Linked DNA regions of Homo sapiens: region 1 is linked to region 2. A link is an interaction called in ENCODE POLR2A ChIA-PET data of the cell type or tissue named here. Cell type or tissue: MCF 10A. All regions are shown on one strand. Each heading gives the region's core, and the rest is flanking DNA. Links, peaks and the distances in the headings are about the cores only. Region 1 overlaps PYCR2 (pyrroline-5-carboxylate reductase 2). Region 2 overlaps EPHX1 (epoxide hydrolase 1).

The links. ChIA-PET counts read pairs that join two places held together with the same protein. Peaks named below come from ENCODE experiments on the same cell type or tissue, not always from the same donor. Only the 100,000 strongest peaks of a DNase experiment are listed, where the experiment ranks them.
Region 1: POLR2A ChIA-PET joins it to region 2 with 6 read pairs; 11 of 35 experiments call an interaction of 5 or more read pairs at or near these places.

Annotation. Positions count from the first base shown.
Region 1 is chr1:225,910,066-225,920,253 of GRCh38, reverse strand. It overlaps PYCR2 (pyrroline-5-carboxylate reductase 2), which reads left to right. Exons shown (of 7, transcript NM_013328.4): 7 at 1-376. Among named protein-coding and RNA genes, the nearest start is that of MIR6741, 7.0 kb to the left of the region's middle. RefSeq lists enhancers at 3,073-4,015, 4,016-4,960, 8,970-9,019, 9,030-9,089 and a silencer at 8,640-8,829. In MCF 10A, for the core only: no CTCF peak of the experiment used is centred there; a DNase peak (open chromatin) is centred at 2,593.
Region 2 is chr1:225,812,639-225,822,826 of GRCh38, reverse strand. The region is part of intron 1 of EPHX1 (epoxide hydrolase 1); the gene reads right to left. Among named protein-coding and RNA genes, the nearest start is that of EPHX1, 7.6 kb to the right of the region's middle. RefSeq lists enhancers at 4,196-5,022, 5,023-5,850. In MCF 10A, for the core only: no CTCF peak of the experiment used is centred there; a DNase peak (open chromatin) is centred at 4,986.

The DNA of each region.
Region 1 (10,188 bases), core at 330-4,329, 100 kb before region 2:
GTTGGAAGTTGCTCTGAAGGGGTGGTAGATGCTGGAAGCCAGACACAACCCTGCGTACGCTGCTCAGTTGGTGGAGACTGGGGCTGGGACTGGAGTCAGCCCAGCTGGGAGGAGGGGCTGGGGAGGATCTGCAGCTGAAGCCCGAGGCAGGGTTGGTGTGATGCCAAGGCAAAGTGGTGAGGAGAAAACAGGAAACGGGCTTTCTCTGAATTGGTAAATGGGAAAGAAGTGAGCAACTTAAGATTGTCACAATTAATCACAAGTGTACAGGATTAGACTGGGTTTATATTTAACTCTTGCTTCATAGGTGTACCATTTAAAGAGTGTTATTTAATGCTAAGTTTAACTGCTTTAATAAAGTTTATTTTTAAATATCTTGCTTTTGTTAGGCTTAATCTTAAATAATCATCCTGGAGAACTTGATGCCCTTGTGAGGTCCTCCCTGCTTCTCTGCGAGAGCACTGTCCAAGGGCTAGAAGTAGGGATGAGAGGAATAAGGGGCCAGGCCCTTGGTCTGGATCAAGGTGTTGTTCTAGAATGAGCCAAAGCTAATGGCAGGGAAGAGCCAAGTGGGCTGCATGGGTTGTGGGTCAGCAGCCCAGAATAAAGGGGAAAGCCGTCTGCTTTGATGTGGGGCAGGCACTGTGCTGAGCATTTGATCCTCACAGCTGCCCTCTGAAGGAAGAACTGTTCTTTTCTCACCGTATAGATGTCGAGGCCAGCCAGGCGCAGTGGCTCACGCCTGTAATCCCAGCACTTTGGGAGGCCGAGCCAGGCGGATCATGAGGTCAGGAGATCGAGACCATCCTGGCTAACATGGTGAAACCCCGTCTCTACTAAAAATTAAAAAAAAAAAATTAGCCGGGCGTGGTGGTGGGCACCTGTAGTCCCAGCTACTCGGGAGGCTGAGGCAGGAGAATGGCGTGAACCCAGGAGGCGGAGCTTGCAGTGAGCCGAGATCACGCCACTGTACTCCAACCTGGGCAACAGAGTGAGACTCCGTCTCAAAAAAAAAAAAAAAAAAACCATCTGGAGGCCTAGAGGGATAAGCAACTTACCCCATTTGTGCTGCCGGTCAGTGGTGGGGCTGTCTGTGTTCTTAGCTATCAATTCTGCAGCCTCCCAGAAATAGCTGGGCATGCCATCCACATAGCCAGACATCCAGTGTTTCTCTAGGCAGGCCGGTGTGTGCCTGGTACTTGTTCCTACGAGCTGCCTGCCTGTGCAGCAGGGCTGTTTGAAAAGGCATGCGAGGCCGGGCGCAGTGGCTCATGCCTGTAATCCCAGCACTTTCGGAGGCCGAGGTGGGCAGATCATGAGGCAGAGAGATCTAGACCATCCTGGCCAACATGGTGAAACCCTGTCTCTACTAAAAATACAAAAATTAGCCAGGCATGGTGGTGTATACCTGTAATCCCAGCTACTCGGGAGGCTGAGGCAGGAGAATTGCTTAAACCTGGGAGGCGGAGATTGCAGTGAGCCAAGATCGTGCCACCGTAGTCCACCCTGGCAAAAGAGCAAGACTCCATCTCAAAAAAAAAAAAAAAAGAAAAAAGGTATGGGCATTGGCATCAGCATCAGCTCTGGGTTCAAATCTTAGATTCCCCTGCTTTCTACTCCACAGCCCGGGAGAAGTTACCAAATTTCTCACAGCCCGGGAGAAGTTACCAATTTCTCTGATCTCAGGGTTTCATCCCTTATAAATATGGAGCCCATGTTTCATCAGGGTGTTAAATGAGACCATGTGGCAGTGCTCAACAGAACATCTGGAACACCATGGCCCCTTCGTGTAAATGGTGTTCTTCCTTCACCCTCCTGCTGAGAAGAGAGTGGAGCCTTGTTCCATTCCACTGAGTCAGGGCAGCCCCAGCTCTAACTCCAAACCTGAGAGCACATGGGAAGTCATTCTTCTGGGCCAACACAGCAAGTGCAATACTAAAAACTCATTTAAAGTCCCCAGTATGTGGCCGGCCCTTTGCAGACACTTCACACATACTCTCATGGCCTTAGGAGCTGGGTATATTTTTTTTTTTCCCCAGAAAAGTGAGGCTCAAAGAGGTTAAATCCAAGTTGCCCAAAAAGATTTGAACAGACATTTCACCAAAAAAGATAAACAAATGGTGAAGAAGCACGTCAAAAGATGCTCAGCCTTAAAATAGTTATTAGGGAAATGCAAATCAAAGCCCAATGAGATACCACTTCACACCCACAAATATGACTGTTCTTGGTTTTAAAAAAAATAGCAAATGTTGGCAAGCACGTGGAGAAATTGGAACCCTTGTGCATTGCTGGTGGGGATGTATAATGATGCAGCCACTTTGGGAAACAGTCTGGCACTTCCTTAAGAGATTAAACAAGCTGGGTGTGGTGGTGCACGCCTGTAGTCCCAACTACTCGGGAGGCTGAGAAGGGAAGATGGCCTGAGCCCAGAAGTTCAAATCCAGCCTGGGCAACATAGCAAGAGCCTACCTCTAAAAAAAAGAGTTAACAAATGACTCAGCAATTTCGCTCCAAGTTATACAGTGAAGAGAAAGACTTGCGTATGAATGTTCATGACAGTGTTATTAAGTAGCCCCAAGGTAGAAACAACCCAATTGGTCATCAGCTGGTGAATGGGTAAATATGTTACACCCACACAATGGAATACTCAGCAGTAAAAGAGATGCGAGTACAGACACATGAACCTGTAAGACATGCCAAGTAAAAGAAGCCAGTCACAAAAGGCCATGTATTACATGATTCCATTTATATGAAATGTCCAAAAAATGCAAATCTATACAGACAGAAATAGAAGTTGCCAGGGACTGTGGTGGCAATGGGAAGAGCGCAGAGTTTCTGTTGGAGCCATGGCAATGATGTAAAATAAGATCACGGTGATGGTTTGCACAGCTCCATACATATGGTCATTGAATTGTACACTTAAAAGTGGGTGAATTTTATGGCATGTAAATCATACACGATAATGTTTTTAAAAATGAAATAAGCTGCCCAAGTTTTAATTAGCTAGGAAGTGGTGCCAGGATTCAAATCTGTTATCTGATACCAAATCCTATCCTCTCTGTGCTAGGCCTGCTGGCAAGTCATCCTAGATGACAAGAGATTGTTGCCTGCATTTTCCTCTCCTCCATCCCCTGCAAGACCACCCCTTTTTCCAGGCCTAAATATACCAACATACATTTACTGAGGACCTACTGACTGCCAGGCCCCATCTTATGTCTTGGTGCACGGGGTCACCCTGGCTAAGATGTGTCCTCACCTGCCGAGCACTGCTGCCCTTACCTTCTGAACTTCAGTCAGGTATGATCAGGGCCAGATGGGAATGAGGGTGGTTGAGGCCCTGGTCCTGCTTCAGGGAGAGGAGGAGAGGGCCATTCCTTGGAGAAAATTTCCAGTCATCTCTCCCCAAGACCTCAGGCCTGTCTGGGGAGGCCAGGAAGTACCCAGGACTTCCGCCTCCCAGCTTCCCACCTTCTCACAGGGCTGATGAGCCTTGGGGCCAGAGCTGCCGGCAGTCAGTGAGGGCTGGCAACTCCCCGAGGTGGTCAAGAGAGCCCCCAGTGTGTCAGGCCCCAGACAGAGGCACTAGAGCTTGCATTCTAGGCCCATCAGGTGTCCAAGCCACCAGGAAAGCAACCAGATACCCCTGCAAGAGCTGGCATTGAGGGTTAGCGCAGCCTTTTCACTAAGGATTTGCTGAATGCTCCTCTCAGTGCCCTGTGAGGCCTGGGTGTGCCCTAGGCAGTCAGACTGTCCTGGCCCAGCGCGATGGCTCACGCCTGTCATCCCAGCACTTTGGGAGGCCAAGGCAGGCAGGTCACTTGAGCCCAGGAGTTTGAGACCAGCCTGGGCAACATGGTGAAACCCCGTCTCTACAAAAAAAAAAAAAATGCAAAAATTAGCCAGGTGTTGTGGTGCATGCCTGTGGTTCCAGCTACTCGGGGTAGAGGTAGGAGGATCGCTTGAGTCCTTGAGGCGGAGGTCGCAGTGAGCCAAGATGGCATCACTGCACTGCAGCCTGGCCCACAGAGCGAGACCCTGTCTGAACAACAAAAGACTGTCCTTGTTCAGAGTTGTACAAGGGCTGAGAACAGATGTGGACACCGCAATGTGACAAATACGGGAAGCGAGAGAAGGCAGCCTGGAGTGGACTGAAAGTAGGGGAGCGTGCTGTTGGGAAAGACAGCCTCAGCCTTTCTGCCCCCTCTGAAAGGCCACATGAGAATGGGCCTGGAACATTCCTCACAAAGAGCTAAAGTGTTCTCAAGCCTGTGGTGGACTTGTCACTTTGCATGGGCGCGTCTTTCCTGTTTAGACTTGATGTATATTCCTTTAGTCTGCTTAAGTGTGCATCACATGGCACCTGGCCAAGCCCACCACTATATCTGTTCCCACTGGGGAGGGGCAAGGTCCTTCTGCTGCAGCACAGAGAGGTGTGTGCAGGCCCATGGCCCTGGGTTACCGCTGGGAGGGACCTGCTGGCCATGGGGACCAACACCCACCACTGAAGCTGTGTTCGCTGCTCTTTTCTAGTATGAGTAAAGTGGAGTAGCCCGGGCTTGACTGTGCTGTTGCCCCTGGCAACTCCAGTTACGAGACTCAGTGAGCAGAAGTGCTAGGATTTCTGCTCCTGATAATAGGCAACAGATGCCACTTGCGCACAGGAACCAGCCCCCTCTCCCTGTTCCCAGCTCCCTGCACTGCCCTCTTCTCAGGACCCCTGAGCAGCATAGCCTTAAGTACCCCCCAATCCCGATTTCCCAGTGGGTGTCTCTTAGGACCCCAGAAAAACGCTTCCTTACCTATTGCCTCCATGTTACTCTCCTATAAAATGGGGCAAACTATTGCCCCAACTATTAATGATCATTACTTCGGGGAAGTAGGATTGAGATTGACTTTTCACTTAATTTCTTGATTTCTTTATTTTACTTTAGATTGTTGATTGCAGTAAGCCGGCATGATTTTGGTGGTTAAAAGATCTAAAGATTTTTCCCACTGCTCCCACTCGTGGGGCATGCTAGAAAACAAATGCACCCTCCCTCATCTCCTGCATCCTTCTTTCATCCCCCTGTCTGTGCGTGTCCCCTGCAACTGTTACTAAGCAACGCTCTCCAAAGAAACACCGAGAGTCAGCCTCAGCCCAAGGGGCTGGCTGCGCTTTCCTTCACTGTTTCAAGCAGGAGAGCTAGTCCTTTCTGCACATCTGAGCAAAATACTTGTAAAGCCTTGACTTGTATTCACTTTTACCAATAAACTAGATGGAACACAGAAGTGGATATTGTGATTATATGAAGTCCATAGCATTTTGAAAATGAAATACCCCGCTTTTCAAGGTCCAAGCCAGTGTGGGTAGTATACTACCTTTATGTAAGAAAGGGGGAAAATACAAAATTGGATAAAGAAATTCTAGAAGGATATACCAGAAACCACTAAAACAGTACCTGGTTGTGGGGGGCAGTGGGAATGTGGCAGATAGGGGCAGGGCAGGAGGGAGACCTTTCATTACAAACCTCTTTGTATAGTATTGATTTAGGAATCACATAAGGGGATTGCTTAGTTACAAAATGCATTTGGACAGCCTTTAGAGGGGCCAGGCTGCCCTGGCCATGCGGTACTGAAGCAGGATGCGTGGCCCCACGTGGTCAGTCAAGGTGGGAGCACGTCCTGTGTGCCCTACTTTGGCCTCGAGCTGTGTCTTGGACACTCCTGCAGGAACACTTAGCATGAGAGCTGGGCTGCAGGCCATCTTCCCAATCCTAGTGCATGGTACCCAATAAACACAGCTGAACAAATGCTTGAATGAATGACAGCTCTTCTGCTTGAATGTCAGGTTGGGCTGTTGCCTGAGTGCCCAACGAGGTCTCTGGTGTATTGGGGTGAAAACTCTGTGCAACTCCTAGACTGTCCTTGGACCTGGTCATTCCTGGTTTGGTTTTTTAAAGTATTTATTTTTTTGTTTATTTATTTACTTATTTATTATTTTTTGACACGGAGCTCAGGCTGGAGTGCAGTGTAGATCTCTGCTCACTGCAACCTCCACCTCCCTGGATCAAGCAATTCTCTAATTTTTTTGGTATTTTTAGTAGAGACGGGGCTTCCCCATGTTGGCCAGGCTGGTCTCAAACTCCTGACCTGGTGATCTGCCTGCCTTGGCCTCCCAAAGTGCTGGGATTACAGGCATGAGCCACTGCGCCTGGCCCTGGTTTGTTTTTGACTTTCTTTTATTCAATCAGCAGGTGTTGATTGAGCACTGAAGGGCTGTGCTTGTGCCCGATTGGCTGGGATGTGGGGAAGCCTAGTACGTTTCTGTCCTGGCCACTTTGCCTCATGGGTGCTCTATGAGTGTGCCTGCTCCTCCCCCCGTGTGTTGCCCAAGAGCCTGTTCAGTACATGGATACTTCAGAGGCATCCTCCCAATTCTTACAGCTTTAGGCTTCTTCAGGTAACAGGGAAGTACCTCAGGAATATTCAAGTAAAAAGGGATTGGGATGGTTATCAAATTTATAACAGTTTTCCATTTTAGGAAGGATTATGTGGATAAATGTTCTGTCCTCCTTGAAAATAAGTGACTGAAAACACATGCTGGTGGGCTGCAGCAGAGCATGTGAGGTTTGGCTGGACATCAGAGACTTGTCAATTGAGGTACTTTGATATTGAGCGACCACGAGAGGCTGAGAAACCAGTGTGGGGTCCGGCGTGGTGGCTCACGCCTATAATCCCAGCACTTTGGGAGGCTGAGACAGATGGATCACTTGAGGTCAGGAGTTTGAGATCAGCCTGGCCAACATGGTGAAACCCCGTCTCTACTAAAAATACAAAAGTTAGCCCAGTGTGGTGGTAGGTGCCTGTAATCCCAGCTATTCAGGAGGCTGAGGCAGGAGAATCACTTGAACCCGGGAGGCTGAGGTCGCAGTGAGCCGAGATCGCTCCACTGCACTCTGGCCCAGACGACCGAGCAAGACTGCATCTCAAAAAAACAAAACAAAACAAAAAGAAACCAGTGGGGGTATGTACCTCTCAGTTACTGCTCCACCCTGAATTCTAAGATATGTGAATATGAAATTAGAATTTCATGTGTAGTATCTTTTCAATTAAATTACAATAAAGATTGCTTTCCTTCTGCCAGTGTAGTTAATGAACTTCTGGTAACAGTAAGAGCAAAGGCCTGAGTTCTAATCCTCACTGCTCAGGTGACTTCAGGTAAGTCATTAGTCTGCTTTGGTTTCAACTTATTATTTCATTAAAATGGGAAATAGATAATACTTGCTCATCCTTCTCTCAGGGTGGTCAGTTGCTTTGGGCAAAGCCTTTGGGTAACCTGGGTCACTGTGCAGCCGGGAGGCCCCTGGGCAGGTGACCATGTTGCTTTGACACAATCCCTCCCCCTTCTACAATCCCACACACTGCAAGCTTTCCTCTTTCCTAAGATGGGAAGCCCAGCCAATGCTCCTTGTCAAGCAACTTCACATATATGACTTGAGGCGTAGAAGCTTTAAAAACAAACACGTGTCTTCTTTTTATGCACCAGATCTGGTTTTACGCATGCAAGGCCCATGATCTCATTTAATCTTTAATAATTATGATGTAGTTATTTGGAAAACTCAGGCTTGGACAAGTTGGGAGCACAGCCAGTGAGGGGAAAGGCCTGGGTGCCAATCCAGGTATGTCTAAAACCAAGACCCGTTTTACAGTGCACTGACCTGACCTTCCATGTGCAGGCACTGCTGCCCTCACTGCTCTCACTGAGGGGTCCTCTGGCTGGAAAACAAGGAATGATCCCCCAAAACTAGGCTAGGTGAGAAGGTGGAGATGTAGGCAGAGGGTGATGCTGTGGGGATCCCTGGATAGGTGCCTGGGAAGAAGGCCCAAAAAACAGGGGGGGATGGGGACTGGCCTCCATATAGCCTGCAGTGGTGTGGGGACCTTGCCTGAGTCACTGGGAAACCCACTCAGAGAAGCAAATATTTTAATTTTTTTGTTTTGTAGAAACAAATATAACCATCATTACTATCTGCTCTTTGAATTAAGGGAAAGGAACAAGAAATGAGCATTTATAAAGTTATGCCATTGCCCGGATCCCCGCATAATGCTCCCTTTGCCCTAAACAGTGTATCTTTCTGCTGAACCCCACGGCCTTCCCCAGTGCCCCGCTGTCTTGCTCACGCCCCATCTCCGGGGCTGCCTCTTCTCTCCCCAGCTCCTTCCTGGGCCATTGGTCCTTGGCATCCTGGACTGTCAGTTATTTTCTCATGAACACAAGTCTTTGCTCTATAGTAGCGCTTCTGGGCTGACAAGGGGCTGTCACTCGTCGCATCCAGCAGGAGTCCCACGGCGATCTGGAGGCACGTAGGGAGGGGGCATCCCCATCCCTGTCCCCATCGCCATTCCCGTCCCCCATAGGAAGAACTCAAGGCACCCATCCAAGATGACTGGGGAAGCCGGTGTCAAAATCTCAGCCTCCAGACTCGAGTCTTCTTTCCCGTTTTCCCCACTCAGCTCACAGAAGAGTTCCTAAGAAGACCCTTGAGGACAGCATTGTATTTTTAGTAAAGACGGGGTTTCACCATTTTGGCCAAGATGGTCTCTATCTCTTGACCTCGTGATCCGCCCGCCTAGGCCTCCCAAAGTGCTGGGATTACAGGCGTGAGCCCCCGCGCCTGGCTAGTGGTTCCTAAAAAACGTCCCTTCGCGGCTCCAAGCGGTCCCGGCCGCCCGCGGCCGAGGAGGACCTCCCCGCGCCGCCAGAGGGCGCCAGGCGCCACAGCCGAACTCCCCAGGCCGCCAGCCCCGGCCTGGTTGGAGAGAAACCGGGTGCAAACCCCAGCCCCGGCTGGGTGCCCACCTGCTAGTTGTGGCAGGTCATTTCCTGAGTTCACATAGCAAAGCAGCTCAGAGTTGGATCTAGGGGAAAGCGCTGGAATCCACGCTCCGCTTCCCCACGCAGCCTCGCCTGTGGCCCCAGCAGCGCCCTCTGCACATGGGAGGTCGGGCAGCTTAGCGGAGCTCCCCGGCCAGGGACTCAGGCCTCACCAGGGGCCCGCGTGTCCAGCCTGACGTGGGCCATCTGAATCGAAATACACCCATCTTGCTCAAGACGAGGCCTAGAGAGTCAGTCACTTTAACGACAGGTGACCTTGGGTGAGTTATTCAACCTCCAAGAACTTATCTGTCAAGTGAGGGTGAGAAGGATCCCCACCTCATGGGCTGAGATGAGGATTCAATGAGATAAAGGCTGGGCTTGGTGTCTGGCAGGACAGCGCTAATAACCAGAGGTTGCTGTGGTGTTGATTATAACTGTTAGGGAAACTGAGGCCTGGAGAGGTTAACTGGAAAGACAGGACCCAGCACCGGAAGTGGGTCAGGCTCCACTCTGGGAGGGTTCAGGGTCCTTGTTCCCCAGGGCACCGCTGGCTCCAGACCTGGTTCCCAAACCTAATTGATCATCTGCCTTTTTAAATTAAGGGAAATAGAGAGGAAACTAGCATTTATTGAGTTCTGTTTCCAACCTTATTACCCTTGACTCCTCAAAATGCTTTTTCTATCTGAAAACCAGACCTGTGCTTAACTGTACAACCCACTGTTACTAGTCACCTCATTTTCTCCACCAGAAATGCCTTCTCCTTGTCTTTTCTGCCTCTCTGAATGTGACAGACCCTCATCTCCCACCCCAAAGCTTGGAATCAGAATCTCTGGAGGTTCCACTGGAGATGCTGACCCTCAGCTGGGTGTGGGGCCACTGCCTGTGGAGCTTGATGAATCCTTGTTAAATTGAATTGAGCTGGTTGTGGCCTGCAGCCAACATTCCTAGGTGTCCAAAGAGATAGACCAGAAAGAAGGTGAAGAGGAAACACTGTAATTACCAGTCAATATATATTTATTTAGATCATGGGCACATAAAATGCAAATTATTCATGGACCAGGACCCCCTATGTTAGGGTGTCAATATCCCGACACATTCAGGGCCAGCCCTGGGAAATGGAGTTCCAGGCAAAGAGAAGCCTCAGGGCATTGTGGAGGTAAGGCTGGTGGGGAGGATAGAGAGAGAAGCTGGACTTCCTATAAACTTGAACTTCCTCTGCTGTGTAAAAATTCAGTGGGGTGAGGTGCAAAAAGCACCTGCCTCAACCCGCCCTGCTTGCATGCACACATTCATTCATTTATTTCAATCCTCACCTATTGAGTGTCCACTGT
Region 2 (10,188 bases), core at 2,677-6,676:
CCAAGGACATGATTTGGGAGGATGACCAAAGCACAAGGCTATGTACATCTTCGGGTATCAGCATTTTGCAAGATATGTCCCTGGGGTAATCTCCACCCCTCTTTTCCATCTGTTCGGAGAAGGTGCATTCTCAGCATCAAGGGGCAGAATTCTGGTGGCTAAGCCTTCACCTTTCCAAGGAGAGCTATATTTATCTCTTCCCTGTGGTCAGCTCCTGCTGATGTAGCAAACATTAGAACTTCTTCAAAACATCAAAGTTTAGGAGACACCATGAAAAACTGAGAAGTAAAACAATACAAAATGAGAGTGCCTGCTTTATTTTGCTAGCACCTGAAATCAGAGCTTCATTGATCTGCCTCAAAAGTTCCAGAGATATATTTTATCTGATTCGAGTTTTTGTTTTGTAATGCACTTTTCCAGAATACTGACAAGTTACTGGGCTGAGAGTTTGTGCAGGAGGGGGTTGGAGGGGAAGCCTTTCAGAATGAAATCATTTTTTTCTCGAAGCCAAGGTACTCTTCCCAACAAAATGGTTCACTTGCCTAGTAAAGAAAATACAATTTTTGTTGCAAACCAGCATGATTTTTTTTAAAAACGTGACTGGAAGATAGTGGTCATTTAGCTACAAGATACTGAGCTCAGAGGGGAACTTGATGAACATTTGGCTCCTACTGTAAGAAATGGGATTGCATACATTTTAATTCCAATTCTACACTGAAGTCAAATTTTGGGCATGCATTTGTGAAAGGTGGAAGAAAATCTCACTAAGTTCAAGGTGAAGAAGTTAGATGAGCAATCAATGGTCTTTACCCTTCAAAGATGGACTAAATGTAAACTGTTAGAAAACAACAAATGATACAAGTAGAGTACTTGTTAGTTTACTTGTGTTTATCTTTCTGGATCTGAGGTATAAAGGACCATTTTAAATACAGGAGAGCAAATAAAGTAGGTGCTTTGTTCTTTGGCACAGTTAAAAGGTAAATCACCTGTAATCCCAGCACTTTGGGAGGCCAACGCAGGTAGATTACTTGAGCCCAGGAGTTTGAGACCAGCCTGGGCAACATGGCAAAACCCCATCTCCACAAATAATAAAAAAAAATTAGCCAGGCATGGTGGTGCATGCCTGAGGTCCCAGCTACTCGGGAGGCTGAAGTGGGAAGATTGCTTGAGCCCAGGTGGTTGAGGCTGCAGTGAGCTATGATCACTGCACTCCAGCCTGAGAGGAAGAACCTGTCTCAAAAAAAAAAAAAAAAAAAAAAAAGAACCAAAAAATGAAAAACAGGCTGGGTATGGTGGCTCACACCTGTAATCCCAGCACTTTGGGAGGCCAAGGCGAGCAGATCACTTTAGGTCAGGAGTTCGTGACCAGCCTGGCCAACATGGTGAAACCCCGTCTCTACTAAAAACACAAAAATTAGCTGGGTGTGGTAGTGTGCACTTGTAGTCCCAGCTACTCGGGAGGCTGAGGCAGAAGAATCGCTTGAACCTGGGTAGGCGGAGGTTGCAGTGAGCCGAGATTGCCCCACTAGACTCCAGCCTGGGCAACAGAGCAAGACTCCATCTCAAAAAAAAAAGAAAAGGTAGATCAGTTTAATAATTTAATGGAACTTAATATTTGTTACACTGGGGTAAAAATAAAAGTTTGCTTTTTAAAAATTCTCTTAAGTGATGTCACTAAGTCAAGTTTTAAAACATACAATTCATTTTAAGATTGATACTTAAAGTTCAAATGAACTCTTTTTCTGTTATTTGAATGTGGTTTTTAAAGTGCCAAGAAGTTATTTGTTTTTTAAAGTAAATAAGAGATTTGGATTGGCGCCTTGGAAAAGCAAGTATAAACATGTTTTTGGACCAGAGGTTGGTTCAGCAACACTGAGTGTAACTACTGGCTGGGTACTGTGCAGGCACCAGGACTAACACACAACCCTGTAACTGTAGGAGCTCACACTTTAGCAGGGCAGACAAACGGATAACAGATAAACACCCTTCCAGTTATAGACACATACTATATGCACACAGATGGAAGAGAAGTGTGCACAAGCAGAAGTGGTTAGGTTTTGCCACAAAGTTTTCACAGAGAAGGGGTCATTGAGCAGGGTTTTTAAGTATGAATAGGAGTTTACCAGGAGAAAAATAATGGTGGAATGGGAATAATCCAGGCAGAAAGAAGAGCATGTGGAATGGAATGGGATGGAAGTGAGGAAGCGCATGGCATGAATGAAAAAACACAAGAGTCTCATAGGCTATTTTCGCATAAGAGTTGATGATTCCACATTTCCGAGTGTAGTTGTCTCATTTATTACTATACTATCTCTTTTATAAATTGCTACTTCATCACGAGCTGACCCAGGAGTTTTAACTTAGAAATCGTGTTTACAATTCAGATTACCCTTCTGTAAATTACATGCTGAAAAGAGTGAGCTAAGAAAATATACTTGGGGACAGGCGTGGTGGCTCATGCTTGTAATCCCAGCACTTTGGAGGCCAAGGTGGGCAGATCACCTGAGGTCAGGAGTTCAAGACCAGCCTGGCCAACATGGTGAAACTCCGTCTCTACTAAAAATACAAAAATTAGCCGGGCATGCCTGTAATCCCAGCTACTCAGGAGGCTGAGGCAGGGAGAATTGCTTGAACCCAGGAGGCGGAGGTTGCAGTGAGCCAAGATCACACCACTGCACTCCAGCCTGGGGAACACAGCAAGACTCTGTCTCAAAAAAACAAAAAAAAGAAAGAAAGAAAATATACTTGGGAATGTGAGGATTTTGTGGTTGAGTGAAGAAAGGTGGCCCAGACAGGAGATTACTCAGAACTCAAAGGTTCACCGCAGCTGTCCTTGATGAGCTGGTGGCTGCGGCAAATACGCCATCAGATTGGGATGTTGAGGCAGACTGCTAGCAATGTTCTCTCCTTCTTCCTTAGCAAAGGATTTTTAATTTTAGTTGGAGAAGACCAGCCAAACACTTGACATTTCTTGGCCCCCTGGCAGCTAAGTATGACAGAGTGATTAAGTGCGGACAAAGAGTTATAAATGTATTAGAGCAGAGCCACCTGGGGCCCAGACAGTACCTTGTGTCAAAATTTTCTCCAGTGCATCTGAAATCGCACTGTGATCCTGTCCCCCTAAACTTTGTCTTCTCTTGGTGTTCCCTCCCTCAGTAACTGACATTACCCGCCCTGCTACTGCCAAGCCAAAAACCCAGGCAACGTCCTTGAAACCCCTCTCCTTCACTCCGCCACAGATATCAGTAAGTTCTGGCAGCTGAACTTCCAAAGTACATCTCAAATCCATCTCCAACCCAGCCCAGGTTCCTGTGGCTCTCCCCTGGACTACTACCCTGCCCGGTCCACTCACATCTGCTCTACCCCTTCCAACACAATGGCCACTCTGAAGCCACAGCAATCTTTTTAAAACATTTTTTTTTTTTTTAGATGGAGTCTCTCTCTGTCCCCAGGCTGGAGTGCAGTGGCACGATCTCGGCTCACTGCAACCTCCGCCCTGGTTCAAGCAAGTCTCCTGCCTCAGTCTCCTGAGTAGCGGGGACTACAGGCGCATGCCACCATGCCCAGATAATTTTTGTATTTTTTTTTTTTTTTTTTTTTGAGACGGAGTCTCGCTCTGTCGCCCAGGCTGGAGTGCAGTGGCGCAATCTCGGCTCACTGCAAGCTCCGCCTCCCGGGTTCACGCCATTCTCCTGCCTCAGCCTCCCAAGTAGCTGGGACTACAGGCGCCCGCCACTACGCCCGGCTAATTTTTTGTATTTTTAGCAGAGATGGGGTTTCACCATATTGGCCAGGATGGTCTCAATCTCCTGACCTCGTGATCCGCCCGCCTCCGCCTCCCAAAGTGCTGGGATTACAGGCGTGAGCCACCATACAAACCTTTTTTTTTTTTTTTTTTTTAATGGAGACAGGTTCTCACTATATTGCCCAGGCTGGTCTCAAACTCCTGGGCTCAAGTGATCCTCCTGCTTTAGCCTCCCAAATAGCTGGATTACAGGCATGAGCCAGGCCAGAGTGATCTTTTGGAAATGCAAATCTGATCATGTATATCCCATCCCCTGCGAAACCCTTAAAGAGCTTCCCATTGTCCTTGGGTTAGTGTGGCCTTCAAGGCCTGTGTGATCTCACCACTCCCCTAGCCCCTCAGAGTGCTACTGGTATCAATATTATGGAGAAACAGTTTACTTGAAAGCTAAGTGAGAGTTTTAGGGCTGGGATCTCACGCTGCCCCCCGATCTTTCAGTTTTGTGCTCACCATGCTGTCTTACTGTGGGGCTTTATGAAGGCGAATCCCTCTGTCGAAAAGCTATTCCCTCCCCTTCCCACCTCCCTAACTTCTATCCACCTTTCAGATTTCAGACTGACTGTCCCTCCTCTGGGTAGCCTCTCCTGACCTATCCCAGCAAGGCAGATCTCTCAGTCCTAGCCTTCGTCGAGCTCACATTTGTCAGGGTGATTATGTGACTGACAGCTGGACGGAAGCTCCTGTAGGCCACTGACCATGTCTGCTTTGGCTCCCATCTGGACTCTCAGTGCCTGGCATTCTAGTAGAAGCTTAATTATTTGTTGAATGAATGAATGAATTTAAAAATTCTTTGAATGAGAGCATAGAAAATTAATCAGAACTTTTGAACAAGAAGAGCTGAATTCCCCTTGAGGAATAATAAATATAACCTACTTAGCCTAGTTGGTAGAGACAGACCATAAGATGCAGGAAGAGGGCTGAGTAGGTGGCATGAGGCACTATAACGCCCCCTGACCCCAAAGAAGACTGGAGAACCAGTATCCTAGGCGCACTACAAATATCAGGGTTTTGGGTCTAAAAAGATGGGGTCAGACTCAGATCCGGCCACACAAAGTAAAGGGCAGGTCTACCGCCTGCCCAAAGACTCCCCTCCCCCAACCCAAGCAAGCAGTCAGAACCTCACCACAAGAAAGTGCTCCTAAAATCGCAGTAAAGTGCTAGCCGGCCATGACTCAGCACTTGCCATGTGCCCGGCCTTGGCTAAGTGCATTGCAGGGCAGAATGCCCAAGTATTTTTCCAGAACAAAGGCCATGAGGTGGACCCAGCCCTGCGACAGTTGGGCAGGCCTGGCTCTGACTGTGTTTCTCTAATAGTGACTGAGACTCACAGCAGCGTGAAAAGCCAGTGCTTCTCCTGGGGGAAGTCTGCCACTTTGGGGAGGAAAGTGTGGGGGCAGAGAGGGTAAGGGAAAAACTATGGCATGACCTGCCCCTCAGATGCCAGGCCAGAGAGGTAGGTGGGCTTGGAGGGTCTGCTGCTTCTGCAGGCCTGGTCCCAAGCCTGCCCCCATACTGCCCTCCCCAGCACCCCAGCCTCATCACTCCTCCCTGGGGAAGGCGAAGGGAACATCCAGTGGAAAGGGAAAAACGGATGGCTTCCCTCCCATTCCTGGCCTGCCTGCCAAGCGGACGCAGGATGGGAGCCTGGGAGCGTTCCTGCTGTGAACTCCCTGTCAGCAGCTACCCAAGCCTTGGGGCTCCCAGGGGCTTCCCAAAAGCCATCCTGAAGCTCCCAGCCCCACTCCCTTGGCTGGCCCAAGAGTGACGGAGGCAAACCCTGGGGGGAACTCCCAGCTTCTCCCTCAGCCATTGTCCCTGAACCCCAGGGACCCCTGGAGACTCAGGATGGAAGAGGCCGGATGCAGGCAAGCTGGGATTGTGCACCAGGCCAATGGCCGTGTTTATCTCTGTGCAAGCGCCGGAGCCAAGCCCTGGGAAAACAGCTTAGAGCCAGAAACCAAGGGAAAGGAAAAATGCAGTTTACAAGCAGGAAAAAAAAAGCTGGGGGAGAGTAAAAGAGCAGTAAAAAGTGTCAGGAGACAGCCTTCTTGGGGGCAGGAGTGCTGTTCTGGGGCATATCGCCCTCTGTGTGGGAGGGAATTCCCTCCACCTCCATGCTATCTACATGTCTGGAGAGATAGAAAGAAAACAATTTGGGATTGGCACTGGGATGCCAATGTGGTTGAGGGAGCCCCGAGCCAGCCCGCGGGCAGTTAGGCCCTCACTGCCTGCTTTGCTGCCTGGCCCTGCTGCCTGCCAGCCATGTAGCCTCAGGTCAGTGACTCCACTTCTCCAGGCCTCCGTGGCCCCATCTGCTGTGGAGGGTCTGGAGAGGGGAAGGGGAAGGCCACGCGGGTGGGCTGGCCAAATCCTGTGCACCTTCGGAGAGGGGACGGCTACTTCCACACTCTTTAAAGGCCACACAAACTTTAAGTTACAGAACTCAAGAAGACCGAGAGATGCCCCACATGCTGCAGGGCTCATGAGCTCTTGGCCTGGAGTTTCATTTGAGGTCCCATTCCATCTCACATTCTGCCAATTAAAATTAGAGCTGTTGAGTTGCTTCCATTGGTTCTAAATTACCAGAGAAAAAACTCAAGCAGAACCCAGTTCACCACCTATAAAGAAAAAGCATTGCCCTCTATGCAATTTCAGTCCTTGACATTCTCTTTTTTTAATCTTTTAAAATTAAAAAAAGTTAGAATAACTTGTTTTTTCTTTTAATTTTAAAGACAGAGCCTTGCTTTATTGCCCAGGCTGGAGTGCAATGGTGCAATCTCAGCTCACTGCAGCCTCGACCTCCCAGATTCAAGCAATTCTCATGCCTCAGCCTCCTGAGTAGCTGGGATTACAGGCACCTGCCACCACCATGCCCGGCTGATTTTTGTATTTTTAGTAGGAAAGGGGTTTCGCCATGTTGGCCAGGCTGGTCTCAAACTCCTGTTAAGCGATCCGCCTGCTTTGGCCTCCCAAAGTGCCGGGATTACAGGCATGAGCCACCATGCCGGGCCAGTCCTTGGCATTCTCTACTTGAGTGGAGAGAGGCTCCTATTCCAGGGGATAATAGGAGCAGATCATATAACACACTTACCGGAGTTCCTTCCCACCATTAACCACACTCTGCACCTCCCCCTTCTCCCCAAGGTGTCTTTTCCTCAACAATGTGCTCCACGATCTGGAAGCTTCCTTGCAGTGTGTAACAGGAGAGCACTGAAAGCCGGGCCTCATGGAGGAACCTGAGCCTGCCGTCTCATCTAGCAGAGCAGCAAGAGGACTAGGGGTGCTTCCTGTAGGGCAGCCCGAGGACCAGGGTCCGAGTTCTGGGTTGTTTGGTCGTGGTGAAGGTTAGTTTGTTTGTGGCAATGCTTAGGTTTCAAAAAGGAGTTTAAAAGTCCCAAAAGACTAAAAATATTTATGGGGTTCAATCAACAGTCCTGAAGGCAACTCTGAAATTAAGATGTTCCATCTCGACCGGGTGCCGTGGCTCACGCCTGTAATCCCAGTACTTTGGGAGGCTGAGGCAGGTGGATCGCTTGAGCCCAGGAGTTCAAGACCAGCCTGGGCAACACAGTGAAACCTTGTCTCTACAAAAAAAAAAAAAAAAAAAAAAGAAAATTAGCTGGGCATGGTGGTGCACGCCTGTAATCCCAGCTACTTGGGAGGCTGAGGATGGCTTGAGCCTGGTGGGGCGGAGTTTGCAGACAGCTGAGATGGCGCCACTGCACTCCAGCCTGGACAACAGAGCCAGACCCTGTCTCAAAAAAAAACAAGACAAAAACAACGATGTCCTGACAGGGTATCACTATGACCCGGATAGCAGCCTTCCTGGTAGGGTCTGGAAGTCCTGCCTCAGTGAGGCACACATGGAACCGGAAGAGGGCAGGGTTGCTTCTTCCACCTGGTGGCTGTGCCCCGACCTGGTGGCTACATTTGCTGGGCCCACTGCTGTTTCCCCACAGGAACAACTTGGCAGCAAACAGGTCCTGCCACAGCCAGAAAAACTGGAACGTGGGAAAGTATATTCATTTCCCCCAAAGAGCTGGTAAGAGTCAGTCTTCTCTTATCACTGCAGGATATACCCATACCTGGAAAGATGGCCTTGGGGCTTGGCACTGGGACCAATGTATTTCTCTTACTTTCCTAAAGTCTCTCCGAAATTAGCCAAGTCTCACCAGTTCTAGCAGAAAGAGGGCTACAATTTTGTAGGACCGGAAAGTCACCCCTCAATGCGGCCAGTGTCTCTCGTTCCACAGGGAAAGCAAATTCCCAGGCTGAGTTGCCAGAGGACAAGCTGAGGTGGTGGCCTTTGGTGAGGGCTGGAGGGCCAATGGCTGCCTGCTCCTGGCCTCTCACGGCATGGCTCTCTGACCCTTCAGGGATGCACTGAGACCTCCTGCTCCCGGTCACCAGCCTCCCACAGCCTTCAAGAGTCACAGTCCAGGCTGCTCCTGGACTAAAGCCAGCCAGGCGGGCCCGTGGCAGAGACACTCAGAACACGGCCTAGACTTCAGGATGTGTCTGGGCACCCCCAACCGCTGTGAGGAAGGCTAGAGAAGCCCTGAGCTGTGACACTGGGGTGGGAAGACTTAAACACACCATCTCCCATACTACAACCATCTTAAGAAGAGGTAGTTTTTCTTTTTAAAAATTATTTGAGACAGGGTCTCGCTATGTTGCCCAGGGTGGTCTTGAACTCTTGGGCTCAAGAGATCCTCCTGCCTCAGCTTCCTAAAGTGCTGGGATTACAGGTGTGCTCCACCACTCCCAGCTAATTTATTCTTTATAGAGACGAGGTCTCACTTTGTTGCCCAGGCTGGTCTCAGAACTCCTGGGCTCAAGTGATCCACCCACCTCAGCTTCCCAAAATGCTGGGATTACAGGTGTGCGCCATCTTGCCCAGCCACTTTTTCTGTTTTAAAAAGAATTAAAAATGAAGCTCAGATATGTGAAGTAGTTAATCCAGCTCTTAAGTACCAAAAAGACATTCAAATTCAGTCTCTATTCATCAAACTTCCCAAATGCTAAAGGCAGCAAAAACTCCTGCTCCCGACCTAAGAACAAGGCCTGTGATCCTAGTTTGTGGAGTAGCTGGAGAATTTTCCAGAAGTCTCTTTAACTCCTCAGAGAAAAGAACACTTTCCCCTCTTCTGCAAGCTTGCTCAGTTAGGCCTTGGAGAGCCTAATGGGTGTGGCTGTGCGGGGGCTGGACCATGCACTAAACCACACCCACCCACCAGGCAACAGACGGAAAGACACAGACAGCAGGGCGGGTGGGCATGAGGACTCCACACCAGGTCTCTGAACCCATCTCCTGGAATGCCGTAGGTCAGGCTGTGGCAGTCAAATGGCTGCTTTCTGCTGAGAAAGGATGAACTATGACTTCCCCTGGGAAAGTAAATAAACCTTGACAATAGGGGAGGCTGCTCAGTGTGAGCTTGGTTTGCACAATCGTGTGCTCAGTTATATAACGGAGGATTGGATTGCGCAGTTTTCTCCTTGTTGAGAGGAAGCTCTTCCTGGAGCGCCCACCAGCTCCTCCCTCCTCAGGAGAGGGGTGTGGCTGGATCCTTGGCAACGCTTTGGTCCCCTAACGGGGGAACTGCTGGGGTGCCTTCTCCCTCCTGCAATCCCCACCTTATCCCACAGCCCCTTGGAGACTCTGCTCCTAAGCCACTAGGTCTGGGTCAAGAACCACACACAGGCAGCCCAGGGGGCCAGCTGGGCTGGGCAGTGACCCTCCTGCCTTGACTCAGGGCTCTTGAACTCTTAAGATTTTGCCTCCCCTACCCTGTGGCCAGGGCCTTCACTCTAGTTGAAGTGTCTTCACTGGACCCAGCAGAGGCTACAGGGCCCACTGAGTCCCTTCAAAACTTACTGTTTCCCTCCTACACATTCCTTTCCTGAAATCCCTTCAGACTTTGCCACAGAATCATCACATAGCAGAGCTGCAAGAAGGCCTGCAGATCGCTGAGCCTAACCTCATTTTACAGATGAGGTCCAGAGAGGGGACACATTAATGGCAGAGCTGGGACATGAGCCAAGTCTTTTTTCCAGCCCAATCCTCTTCCCACATCACTGTATTACCTCTCAAAGGAATGAATTGCTGTTGATGGGATTTATGGCCCTAGCAGAGGTGGGTTTTCAGTATGAGATCCTAGGCACCCCTCGAATCACTATCTGTCTATCCCATCTGTGCCCACTCTGTCCCCGAGTGGGTGGGCTTCGAGCTACTTCTTCAGCAGGGGTGACCAGCTCATGCTTGGTCCTCCCTTATTTGGTACACCCAGCTGTGATCCATGTGGTTGAACCTCTTGGCGTAAGAACTGAGAAATGAATCTCGGTAGCCCCTGCTTTCACATGTCTGGGCCTGGGCCAAGATACCA